Regions from separate parts of the Homo sapiens genome. Here regions 2, 3 and 4 are each linked to region 1. The links are chromatin contacts, found by Hi-C or POLR2A ChIA-PET in ENCODE. All regions are on one chromosome and are shown on one strand. The core of a region is the stretch at or near the end of the contact, and the rest is flanking DNA. Distances in the headings are between cores, read along the strand shown.

Region 1 (2,725 bases), core at 109-2,608:
TTGCTGTAAAATGAGCTCAATTACAAGCCCAACTTCATAAGATCGTTTTATCTCATTTAACCCACACAACATGTAAAGCTTTTAGAACAATATCAGTAAGTATTAGGTGTTATTATAACTACTACCAACCTGAAGATTTTTTTCAGGCAAAACATTTTCAGTTTTCTCAATTTTGTTATTATAGGGCACAGTTTTGAGCACGTCCTACTTTCCATAGCCCAATCACTCCCTTCTGAAAACATTAAAGTTTGTTTTTATCCCTCTATCTTTTAAAAAATGTGTTGTACAGGACCTGACCCAGCACCAGGTGGGTTCTGACCTACAAAGAGTAAAGGGGGAACTTTGCCTCCTCTTTCTCAACATCTTATACGTTAGTTGGTTCCATTAGGACAATTTATCTACTTTTTGTACGCTCACCATCCCGTTGACTCACAGAGCTCACTTTGACTCACCCCCTGGGTGTTTTTTCACATATCCTTCTTTCACATATTCCCCTTCCTGTGTTCATATAGATGGTTTTCTCTGTTTGGTGGGGGAGGAGGGAGAGAGAGAATGTTTATCATGTTTATTCAGCTTATCTCTCCAACCTATTAAGATTCTGCAGGATTCTAATTTTGTGATTCATTATATTTATCCTTCTATCCTCATGCCATCTCAGATATGATCATCTTGCCTGATTCATTACTATAAGAGTGATTCATGAAATTCATAGCAAGATCACAGCTCAACAGAGACCCCACATTCCCCAAGCCTTGTCTGAAGTCCAGGAGCTGCTAAAACACAGAGAATTAGCTTCTGGTCCTCCTCTGGCCCCAGCTGCATGGCTCTGAACAACTCATTTTTATTCTCTGGGCTTATATGTCCTCCTCTGTGATATGAGGACATTGGGTAAAGTGATCTCTAAGAATCTTCAAACTCTGCTCTTCAGATTCTCTGATTCAAAGCCTGCAGTCTCTGAAGTACCAAGAGAATGGGAACTCAGAGAAGCTAAGCTCTTCCTGGCCTCAAATCATACATATCTGTGACATAGTCTCAGACAGTCTGATGGTGGAAGAGGACAGCACTGGCACTGGAGTCCCACAGTTAGCAAGAGTCAACTGGAGCCCTGACACCTGTTCCCTGGCCCTCCTCCATCAAAAAGGTCTAGGGCCATGAATGACAAGAAAATTGTGTTAAAAAGGAGAGTGGCCCTGAATCAAAAGGTGGGAAGTAATGAGATGTAAATCGGGGTCTTTTAGGTAATAGCTGACAACTGGGGTAGGAATGGGGGTTCTGAGCCCAGTGCTGGCTGCCGGGCTGTTTATCTCTGAGTCACATCAGCACCAAGCCACAGCAGCCACCTGCCCTAGCTCCATCTCTTACAGTCACAACAGGATGTGGTTTGACATTTACTGGGTCCTGCATCTGGGGTGCCTGTGAAAGTTGCTCCCTCCACCCACCCACCTTCAGAGCATCATGAGAACCACACTCACCGCATCCGGCACCCAACCCCCTCCTATGCTGCTCTTTCTACCTGGGCCCCTGGTTAGCATCCTGGCAGTAGAAATAGAACTTCAGAGGGGAGGGGCAGGGTCTCTAGAGGGGAATCTAGGTATCCCAGATCCATGTGCAGGCCTCCCCTCCCCCAACACATCTTTACACCTGCTGGAGGTTATGCACAAGATCAAAGGCCACAGTGGGCACCATGAAGATAGTGGAGAATGAAAAACAGCTGCAATAACTGCTCTGACCCAGTTGGGATCCCTTCTGGTCCCACATCACTCAGGCAACTCTCTCTTCCCACCTGCCCCCCAAACTCCCTTCCACCTCCCTCCACATGTATCCTCCCACTTCCTTCCACTCATGTAATGAGAGGTGCTGATGAGTCACAGGAGAGGTAGCCCTAGATAACCAACAGACTGCAAAACGGACAGTCCCTGGATGTCTGAGCCAGTGTTTGTGCACTGCATTGACTGGCTCCTCGTAGTTTTTTCCTGTAGTTGCTAAAGCCTGTAAGGTCTGTGTGATGAATATTTTCTAACACATCTTAGAAGAACATAATGCAAGACAGAATGAAAAACTAGAGAGGCAGAAACCCCCAAAGTAAGTAGTGGGAAATTACCAGGTATATAATAGGTCAAGCCTGCTCTGCAGGAGCTCAAGGGATTGTAGCATTCTTATCCCAAACCACTGAATCCTGGGCAAAAATAAGAAGTCGCCTAATTTTAGTATTACCAGCTTCCCAACCCCGGGCATTCTTCATCTTACTCAAGCTGTCCAGAGGCCCCAGGGTGACTCCCTATAAGTCCCATGGGTGGCTGAGATCTATTTAGAGGCACAAGGGTATCTCCTTATAAGTCCCATGGGTGGCTGAGATCTATGAGAAGCATCTTGGGGAGAGTGCCTCTGGCCACCAGCATGTGGCCCTGAATCTTCCATGTGCAACTGGCCAGGGAAGGAGATATATGGAAATAGTCATCCTGCACATCTGCAAAATCAGATGCAAATCCTGGAAGCTCTCCTAGAAAAGAGACAGCCTCATCTGATTAAAGGGGCAAGTGAGTTTGATGAATTATTGGCAAGAGACAGCATGTCTGAACAGGATCGGTCATCCTAAACTGCTTTCCTTTGTCCCCTGGAATTATAATGACTGTGGATTTCTGAGTCCTAGATGGTATGGAAACAGTTATGGGAATGAACAGTCTTGCATGAATAAGAGCAGATAACATGGAGGATGTTAATTTGT
Region 2 (2,725 bases), core at 226-2,725, 2.6 Mb before region 1:
TGGTGTGGAAATGCCAAGTACGGGTGGAAGGGGGATGAGCAGATAGGCGGGGTCAAAGCTGCAGGCCCTCTGAGTGGGCTCCCTGGTTCCAGAAGCAGGGAGCCAGTGCAGAGAGGGTGGGAAAAGAAGTCAGACTCTTTTACCGCCAGATTCACTTCTTTCTCCATGTGAACACTGCGTGGACTTCCAGAAGCATTGATCCTCTGCACTAGCATCCCCAGATTTAGGGACAAATAGATTTCTTGAGTTCCCAGAGGAAACAGATTCTGAGATGAGACTGGATGCAGAGCATGGCCCCAGGATCTGTCACTGATGGGGAGTGAAGGGAACAGGTGGGGCAGAGGGAGGAGCCTCAGTCGATCCCAGGATCCCACAGGGAGCTCTGGAGCTGGGATGGCCCTTCAGAGCTGCCCTGAATTGGAGCTAGGGGACCACACCTGGGCATTGACCAGTCCTTAACATGGGCTGCCCTGGGGGAAAGGGGTGACCTTGAACAAGGAGGGCAATTCCTGGAAAGGGACTCAACTAAGAGCAGCCATCAGCCACCCATGTCTCCAGCAGCTGGGGGAAGGAGCACCCACAGAACCCAGTACTAAGGATGGGTTATTTACATAACAAAGGATCAGTGGTTCTGTTTTCATTTTGTTTCACATTATTTTAATTTTTTAATGGAATGCTTCATGAATTTGCATGTCATCCTTGCACAGGGGCCATGCTAATCTTCTCTGTATCATTCCAATTTTTTAGTGTATGTGCTGTCAAAGCAAGCACTTGTTTCACGTTAGATGATAAAGGTGTTGAGGGAAAGACTTGCTCTTCCAACTGTATGTATCCCCCACAATGCACTTGCTCTTGATAAAATCAGGGCCTCCCCAGACAGGATTACCAGTTACACCTGTAATGCCCATATCTAACGTCCTAGCTGGCACAGGGATGCCGGCATAATAAACGGGGCTGCAGAGGAGCGTCATCCTGGCTTGGGATTCCTCGTCTTTCTAGATTGCTGAAAATGAGGAGCTGAGGGCCACGGAGCACTCAGAATCCCCACCAACTGCTGACCCAGAACCTTTAGCACAGTGGGTCTCAGAGAGTGTCTTACTAGCTTGAGACGTTAGGCTTCAGCAAAGCGGCACAGGTGCGGGCGAAGGCAACCTGGAGCTGTGGCTCTGCACGGGCCCTCGCCTGGCCAAGGCAAGGGACAGGACAAGAGCAGGAAGGAAAGAGTATCAGAGGTCAGTGTATCCATCCAAGGGCTCAACCTGGCCAGGGGACAAGGCAGAGGAGCCAGGCAGGCCCTGCTGCTCAGCACAGCTGCAATGCCACCTGAGATGAGGTGTGACAAAGGTGCCTGTCACTGTCCCTCCTCCTGTTCTATTCTAAGGGTCTCTGTGCCAGTTGTCAGTTCCTTACTGTAGTTGAAGCGAGGTGCACTCCCTTTCACTCTGGGTGCTACTTTCTTGGCTGAGAAAAAACAAGCTGCAGCCCAAGCCGCCCTGCTATGTGAGAAAGAGAAGTGAAACAGGCTGTGGGCTGGGCAACAGGAGGCTGACTGCAAGCGACCTGCAGATGCCGAGCCTTTGCTGGTTTACTCCGGCAGCACAACAGCATACGAAGAAAACCAAAGTGGCTCTCTCATTAGCCAGTTCCTGGAAGAGGAACGGTTCCATTTCTACAACCATTCAAGCAGCAGGGATTTATTGAAACCGATCCACGCTCAGGTCCCAGCGGACACAGTCCCTGCCTGAAAGGCACTAGAGCCTAGTTAGGGAGAGTAGAGTAACTCACCTGAAAAAAACAGCAAATGGACCTGACCTGTATAATTAGGGACTAAATTACGTGAGCCAGTCTCAAGGCGCAGTCCGTCAGGGAAGAACTCACCATGAAGACCGCCGAAGATCACGAAAAGGAGGCCAGAAGTGAGGAAAGGCTCCAGAGGCCAGGAGAGGGCATGGGGTAGCGGGGCATGAAACTGCAGGAACAGAAGCCTGGAGGCAGAGATGATAATGAGGAAATGGGCCTCACTAGACCCTGCACCCGAGCCAGGCGCATGGGTCGAGGCTGCCTCGAGAAGCCCCCTCAGCGTGGTTGCCACATAAAAGAAAAGATGCTCAGTTCAATTTGAATTTCAGCTAATCCGTAAACAATATTTACCATAGGTATGCCCCAAACAGTGCAAGACTTTTTTCTAAAACATCTGACTGAGCATGGTGGCTCATGCGTGAAATTCCAACACTTTGGGAGGACCGAGGCAGGAGGATCGGTTGAGTCCAGGAGTTTGAGACCAGCCTGGGTAACATGGTGAGACCCTAACTCTACAAAAAATACAAAAATTAGGTGGGCATGGTGGCACATGCTGGTAGTCCCAGCTACTCAGGACACTGAGGTGGGAGAATCGTTTGAGCCCAGGAGATCGAGGCTGCAGTGAGCCGTGATTGCACCATCACACTCCAGCCTGGGCAACAGAGTGAGACTCTGTCTAAAAAAGAAATAAAATAGGCAGGGCGCAGTGGCTCACACCTGTAATCCCAGCACTTTGGGAAGCCAAGGTGAGCAGATCACCTGAGGCCAAGAGTTCAAGACCATCCTGGCCAACATGGCAAAACCCTGTTTCTACTAAAAATATAAAAATTAGCCAGGCACGGTAGCACATGCCTGTGATCCCAGCTACTAGGGAGGCTGAGGCAGGAGAATTGCTTGAACCCAGTGGGCAGAGGTTGCAGTGAGC
Region 3 (2,725 bases), core at 159-2,658, 2.3 Mb before region 1:
AATACTACAAGTTCTAATTAGGAATCATTTTTACATACTTGCATATAAATTATACCACCCAGGTGAAAACCGGCATTTCAGTTGATTTATTCAACTGATAGAAAAAGAAAAGCTTACAGTCGCTACTGATCACTATTTAAAAACCGGAAAATAAAAAACGTACAATTAAATGCCCTCTTCTGCGTAGAGCTAGGTAGTTTTTTACAACCATACACATCCATACAACCGCCATCCCTTAATTTTTCTAATATTTTCGTCTCGCATATCAAACCAAAACCAAACCTCTCTCTCTTCCGGGAGCGAAGAGCCCTTTCACTCCCTTCGGAAGATGCGTAAATTTCAAAAGAGGAACATAGCGCTGGGGGAGGGTAATAATCTGCAGCTCAAAAAAACCGCGGGTGGAGAAGACGACCCCGGCCCCCGAACGCCTGCTTCTAAGACAAAGCTCAGCACCGCCAACCTCGACAAACATACAAAGAAGAAATACAAAAGCTTCTTCTCACAGTTGGGCGGAGGATGGGGGGCGGAGGGACGGAGGGACGTGAAAAGACGTTACAAACGGATGGCACGGAGAGAGGAGAGGGCCGGGAGCCAGGCAAGCTCGCTGGGGCCCTCGGCGGGGTGTCTAGGCCCGGAGAGGATCGCTGGGAGACCGGCCTCAAGTGACCACCTCCCGAGCCCCGGGAGCCGGAGGCAGCGGCGGGGGCATCCTTCCAGCGGCAGGGGAGGAGCCAGCCCACCTCTCCCCGATGCGCTCGCAGCCAGCTCAGGCAGCGCTCAGGGAAGTGTAAGCGGCGGTGCAGCCCCGCGGCTCCGCAGTAATCGCGCACCGCCAGGCCTCCGCGGACAGCGCTGAGGGCTCCGCGGCCCAGCGGGGGTTGACGCAGTGACTGGGGGAACGCGGCGGCAGCGGGGGCCGCGAGGGCTGCAGAGATCGAGACAACGCCGGTCCCCGCCCTCCCGCGCCTCTAGCCGCAGGCCGGCCGCCCTCCTCCCTCCCGCGCCGCAGGCTTGGCCCGCGGCCCCCTCCCCGCGCCCGGCGCTCCGCCGCGCAACGTCCTACCTGCAGGTGACCTGTTTAGTCCAGCCGCCGCCGCTGCCGTCGCTGCCGCCGCCCCCTCCGCCCGCCCCCAGGGACGGGGCGGTGACTGTGGGGATCGGGGTGGGGGAGGCTGCTGCCGCCGTCGCCGCTGCCGCTCCTGCTCCTGATGTTGTGGCTGTTGTTCCGGGAGTTGCAGCCTCCGCCATTACTGTTTATCCCACACAGCAAAGGCCCCGGAACTTCCGGGATCACATAGTTCCGGTCCGGCTGCGGGGAGAGGACGGCGAGGCCAGGCGAGGGGAGGGGAAGGACACTGAGGCACCCGTTCGGTCCCCGCCTGCTACGCGTCGCGTATCTGAGCGCTCTCGCCACTTCAACTGCGGGCCCAGAGCATGCGCGCCCGCGGCCCGCCCACGGCGCCGCTCATTGGTGGAGGGGACGTCTCCTCCGGAAAGGGGCGGGGCAAACGGGGGTCTGTACAGGTGTGTCCTAGGCTCGAAACCCCGGCGACGAAAGTCCATAGTTAGCGGCTTTCTTCCTAGCAGAGGCTGATATAGTGGAGCTGGGGCTGGGGACTAGGGACTTGCAGTCGGAAGACCTGGGTTTGAATCTGCACTTTCCCATTTCTCTAGTAATATTTGAGCTAGGTACTTGTTCTATCTGAGCCTCCGTTTCAGCCTCTCTCGAATAAGGATGACAGCAGACCCACATATGGTTGCTGTGAGGATTATATGATGTCCTTAGAAATCACTGAGCTTAGTGCCTGGTACATGGTAAACACTTAATAAAGGTTATCTCATTCCTGGTATCAGAGATGTGATCTTGGCCAAGTATTTTGGCTGAGCAATGCTCTAGAGGGCTGGTCCCCTTATCTCCAGGCTTCCCTTTCTAAGCCATGGGTCTTCTAGCAAATTATCCTACCTCTTGGTGCTCCTGCTTTCTCCTCTGTAAAAACGACAATAATAATAATAATAGGCCAGGCGCGGTGGCTCACGCCTGTAATCCCAGCACTTTGGGAGGCTGAGGTAGGCGAATCACCTGAGGTCATGAGTTCGAGATCAGCCTGGCCAACGTGGTGAAACCCCGTCTTTACTAAAAATACAAAAATTAGCCGGGTGTAGTGGCTAGTCCCAGTTACTCAGGAGGCTGAGGCAGGAGAATTCCTTGAACCCGGGAGGCGGAGGTTGCAGTGAGCCGAGATCGCGCCACTGCACTCCAGCTTGGGCGACAGAATGAAATTCCGTCTCAAAATAATAATAATAGTAATAGATAATAGTACCTACTTCAGAGATGGCTGTGAAAGTTAAATGAGAATCTGTTTAAAAACCTTTGTACTGGCCGGGCGCGGTGGCTCACGCCTGTAATCCCAGCACTTTGGGAGGCCGAGGGGGGCGGATCACCAGGTCAGGAGATTGAGACCATCCTGGCTAACACGGTGAAACCCCGTCTCTACTAAAAAATACAAAAAAATTAGCCGGTCATGATGGCGGGCGCCTGTAGTCCCAGCTACTCCGAGGCTGAGGCAGGAGAATGGAGTGAACCCGGGAGGCGAAGCTTGCAGTGAGCCGAGATCGCGCCACCGCACTCTAGCCACTGCACTGCAGCCTGGGCGACAAAGCTAGACTCCATCTCAAAAAAAAAAAACAAAAAGCAAAAAAAAAAAAAAAAAAACCCCTTTGCATT
Region 4 (2,725 bases), core at 1-2,500, 2.0 Mb after region 1:
GCCAGCCCATTCACCAGATGAGGCAAAAACCCAAGATAAATATCTGAGCAAGTCACGTAGACTGGGGCCCCCGAGCCCCAATACCAAGCGCCCCTTTATAAGCTCTTACATTTTGTCCAAATTTGAAATGGTTTCGTTAAGGCAGAAGCTTGGACTACTTCCCCATTGCTAGCTTTGGAAAGTAGTCACTTTCCTTTCCGGGCCCTTCGTCCTTGTTGATTGGCTCTGCAAGCAGCGAGCAGCCCAGCCTGAACTCGGTTACACAGTAATTTCAAATCTTAGAAGAATAAAATATCCTGAGTGTTATATAGATTTAAAACACTTGATATAATCATTTGCCAATCTTTTATTAGATAAGCTCGGGGCACTTTCAATGGATTAAAAATGCATCACGGTCAGGCAACGATGACCGTCCTTAATGCCTGCAATGTCTAATGTTCCGCTATGTTCCAGATTTGTTCGCGCTGTTGGTGGAGGCGCAACAGCCGGGAAGCGCTTACTGGGCTCCACACGGACTACACACACTGTATCTTGTCATTTCGTCCTCACAGCAAGGACTGATACGTAAGCTCATTTTTCAGATGAGGAAAATGAGACCGGCGAGAGGCTGATATGCTTAGCGGTACAGAGCTAGGAAATCAGGGACAGAACCCAGGCTGGAAGTCACGCTGGCTCTAGAGCCCCGTCCTTTCGACCTGTTCCCGTCGCTGGGGAGGGGCACGTCAGTGACACTAAACCGTGGAAAGAAATACAGTACCAGTGGAAAGCAGGGGCTCCAACGGGGTAAAGGCATGCTCCATAACGGATTATTGGCCTCTGCATTAAAAAAAAAAAAGTGAAGTTAGACTCTCAGTTTTAATTAAACATCGCGCAGAACCAACAGCACGGGAGCCGCCTGAACCTGGCACTCGGCAGCGGCGCGCTCCGGGACCCAGGAGCCAGCTGAGCTGCGGCGCAGCACCCGGCGCTGGGGACCCGCCACGGCTCGCCTACAGCACCGCCGCGGGCGGGGGCCCCCGGAGACCGGCCGCGCGGGCCGCTATGAGGTCCGAGGGGTTGCCCCTGCCGCCTCTCTCCGCGAACCCATCACCATCCGGGAACCTGGGGAGCGAGAGGCGGCCGCCCCCTTCCGCGGCCCGCGCGCCCGGCAGCAGTCGCACTTACACAATGGCTGGTAGGAGCCACAGACTGGAGATCGCAGGCTGCGGGAGCTACGGCGATCGACCGCTCGGCGCTCGGCTGAGGAGCCTTGGCGCGCGGTCCTCGCTCGCAGGTTTTAGCCCCCGGGACGCGAGGTGGCCCCGCCCGCTTCCGGGAGCCGGAGGCAAGTGGGAGCCGCGCCCTGTGCTCTGCGTCCGGCACTACCCACCTCAAGTCTCCAAGGCTTCGTTTTCTGGGCTGGTTCTGCTAGCTGTAGTACTGCTGCCGGGCCCTCTGCACTCAGCTTTAACAAGGAGGCCATTTGCTTCAAACTAAGTGGCGAATTCCCTATCACCCATGCTTGACCTAGCTTCCAAGCCAAACTTACTTTCCACTGTGCTGCTTCTAGTCCTGCTACCGGTGTCCTCCCTGAGCCGTCGGGTTAAAAGCTTTCCTTCCTGGCCGGGTGCGGTGACTCACGCCTGTAATCCCAGCAGTTTGGGAGGCCGAGGCGGACGGATCATGAGGTCAGAAGTTCGAGACCAGCCTGGCCAGCATGGTGAAACCTCGTCTCTACTAAAAATACAAAAAATTAGCCGGGCATGGTGGCGCGCGCCTGTAGGCCCAGCTACTCGGGAGGCCGAGGCAGGAGAATCGCTTGAACCCGGGAGGCCGGAGGTTGCAGTGAGCCAAGATCACACCAGTGCACTCCAGTCTGGGCGACAAAGCGAGACTCCATCTCAAAGAAAAAAAAAAAGCTTTCTTTAGGGAACACTCCGTTAAGAGCTTTCCTTACTTTGCTTTGTGGAAACAGAATGTTTTTGTTGGAAGAAACTTTAAGCCACCTATCTGCAGCTGCAGAGCGTCACTGTTGCAATACAGGCTTTTCCAATAGTGAGCGAACCTAATCTCCCTCTACCCTCTTAAGGTTTCCACCTGGGCCTAAGAGGTTAAATTGACTTAAGACAGTTTAACAGGGGAAAAGCTTACAGCTATGTGCATGGGAGTCCACAAGAAAAGACCCAAAGAAGGAGGAAGCCTAAATGCTTATATACGGGTTTAGCTACAACAAATTTCAAAAGTCCATGTTTAAATATGACCTTAATGAACCTAAAAGACAATTGGGGTACAAGGAAACTATCTGCACATGTAATAGACAAGTGGTTGCCATGTGTTTATCCTATGAAGAGCTGTTACCAGTTGATGTGTCCAGGTTCTTGGCGTCTTGAACAAAGAATTGGACAAAACGCACAAAGCAAGGAAAGAATGAAGCAAAAACAGAGATTTATTGAAGATGAAAGTACACCCCATAGGTTGGGAGCGCCCGAGGATAGGGGCTCAAGAGTGCCGTTAGAGAATGTTCTGGGGTTTAAATGCCAGCTAGAGGTTTCCATTGGTTACTTGGCTTATGCCCTATGTAAATGAAGAGGATGAAGTAAATTTTAAAGTCATTTACTGGATATAAGCCCTGTGTAAATGGAGAGGATGTTTCCTGTCATTGCTGAAGTACTGCAATTTGATTTAGTTCCAGGAAGTCAGCATGAATCGGCCTTAACATTCCCTGCCTCCAGACCCTATTCTGCCT

Evidence for each region. Hi-C counts contacts between places; a loop is a spot of excess contacts on that map. ChIA-PET counts read pairs that join two places held with the same protein, here RNA polymerase II (POLR2A). Pooled maps may share reads with other maps.
Region 2: a map with no recorded cell type shows a loop between it and region 1 (6-fold over the local background). The contact joins two enhancer-like sites. A Hi-C loop is called at or near these places in 1 of 37 single-sample maps with no recorded cell type and 3 of 50 pooled maps. POLR2A ChIA-PET finds 5 or more read pairs at or near these places in 3 of 52 experiments (activated CD4-positive, alpha-beta T cell, activated naive CD4-positive, alpha-beta T cell and naive thymus-derived CD4-positive, alpha-beta T cell).
Region 3: a map with no recorded cell type shows a loop between it and region 1 (12-fold over the local background). The contact joins the promoter of MKRN1 here to the enhancer-like site in region 1. A Hi-C loop is called at or near these places in 2 of 37 single-sample maps with no recorded cell type and 9 of 50 pooled maps. POLR2A ChIA-PET finds 5 or more read pairs at or near these places in 1 of 52 experiments (naive thymus-derived CD8-positive, alpha-beta T cell).
Region 4: a loop to region 1 is called in a map with no recorded cell type, with 20 times the contacts of the local background. The contact joins the promoter of TPK1 here to the enhancer-like site in region 1. A Hi-C loop is called at or near these places in 7 of 37 single-sample maps with no recorded cell type and 12 of 50 pooled maps. POLR2A ChIA-PET finds 5 or more read pairs at or near these places in 3 of 52 experiments (CD4-positive, alpha-beta T cell, CD4-positive, alpha-beta memory T cell and activated B cell).

Annotation. Positions count from the first base shown.
Region 1 is chr7:142,807,578-142,810,302 of GRCh38, forward strand. It overlaps TRB. Among named protein-coding and RNA genes, the nearest start is that of PRSS2, 38 kb to the left of the region's middle. RefSeq lists an enhancer at 812-2,011 and a cis regulatory region at 1,133-2,024. Within about 2 kb of position 1,359, at least 10 of the 41 ENCODE cell types and tissues checked have a DNase peak (open chromatin) inside an H3K27ac peak, as active enhancers do; they include CD4-positive, alpha-beta T cell, where a contact is called at or near this core.
Region 2 is chr7:140,208,901-140,211,625 of GRCh38, forward strand. It overlaps the pseudogene RNU6-797P. Among named protein-coding and RNA genes, the nearest start is that of KDM7A-DT, 33 kb to the left of the region's middle. RefSeq lists enhancers at 1,186-1,265, 1,888-2,725. Within about 2 kb of position 1,476, at least 7 of the 41 ENCODE cell types and tissues checked have a DNase peak (open chromatin) inside an H3K27ac peak, as active enhancers do.
Region 3 is chr7:140,478,097-140,480,821 of GRCh38, forward strand. It overlaps MKRN1 (makorin ring finger protein 1), which reads right to left and starts at 1,409. Exons shown (of 8, transcript NM_013446.4): 1 at 1,064-1,409. The coding sequence starts at 1,248. RefSeq lists silencers at 640-719, 1,000-1,139, 1,430-1,539 and enhancers at 675-1,515, 1,846-2,725.
Region 4 is chr7:144,834,803-144,837,527 of GRCh38, forward strand. TPK1 (thiamin pyrophosphokinase 1) reads right to left here and starts at 1,251. Exons shown (of 9, transcript NM_022445.4): 1 at 1,165-1,251; 2 at 758-816. The coding sequence starts at 800. RefSeq lists a silencer at 992-1,091 and an enhancer at 1,392-1,461.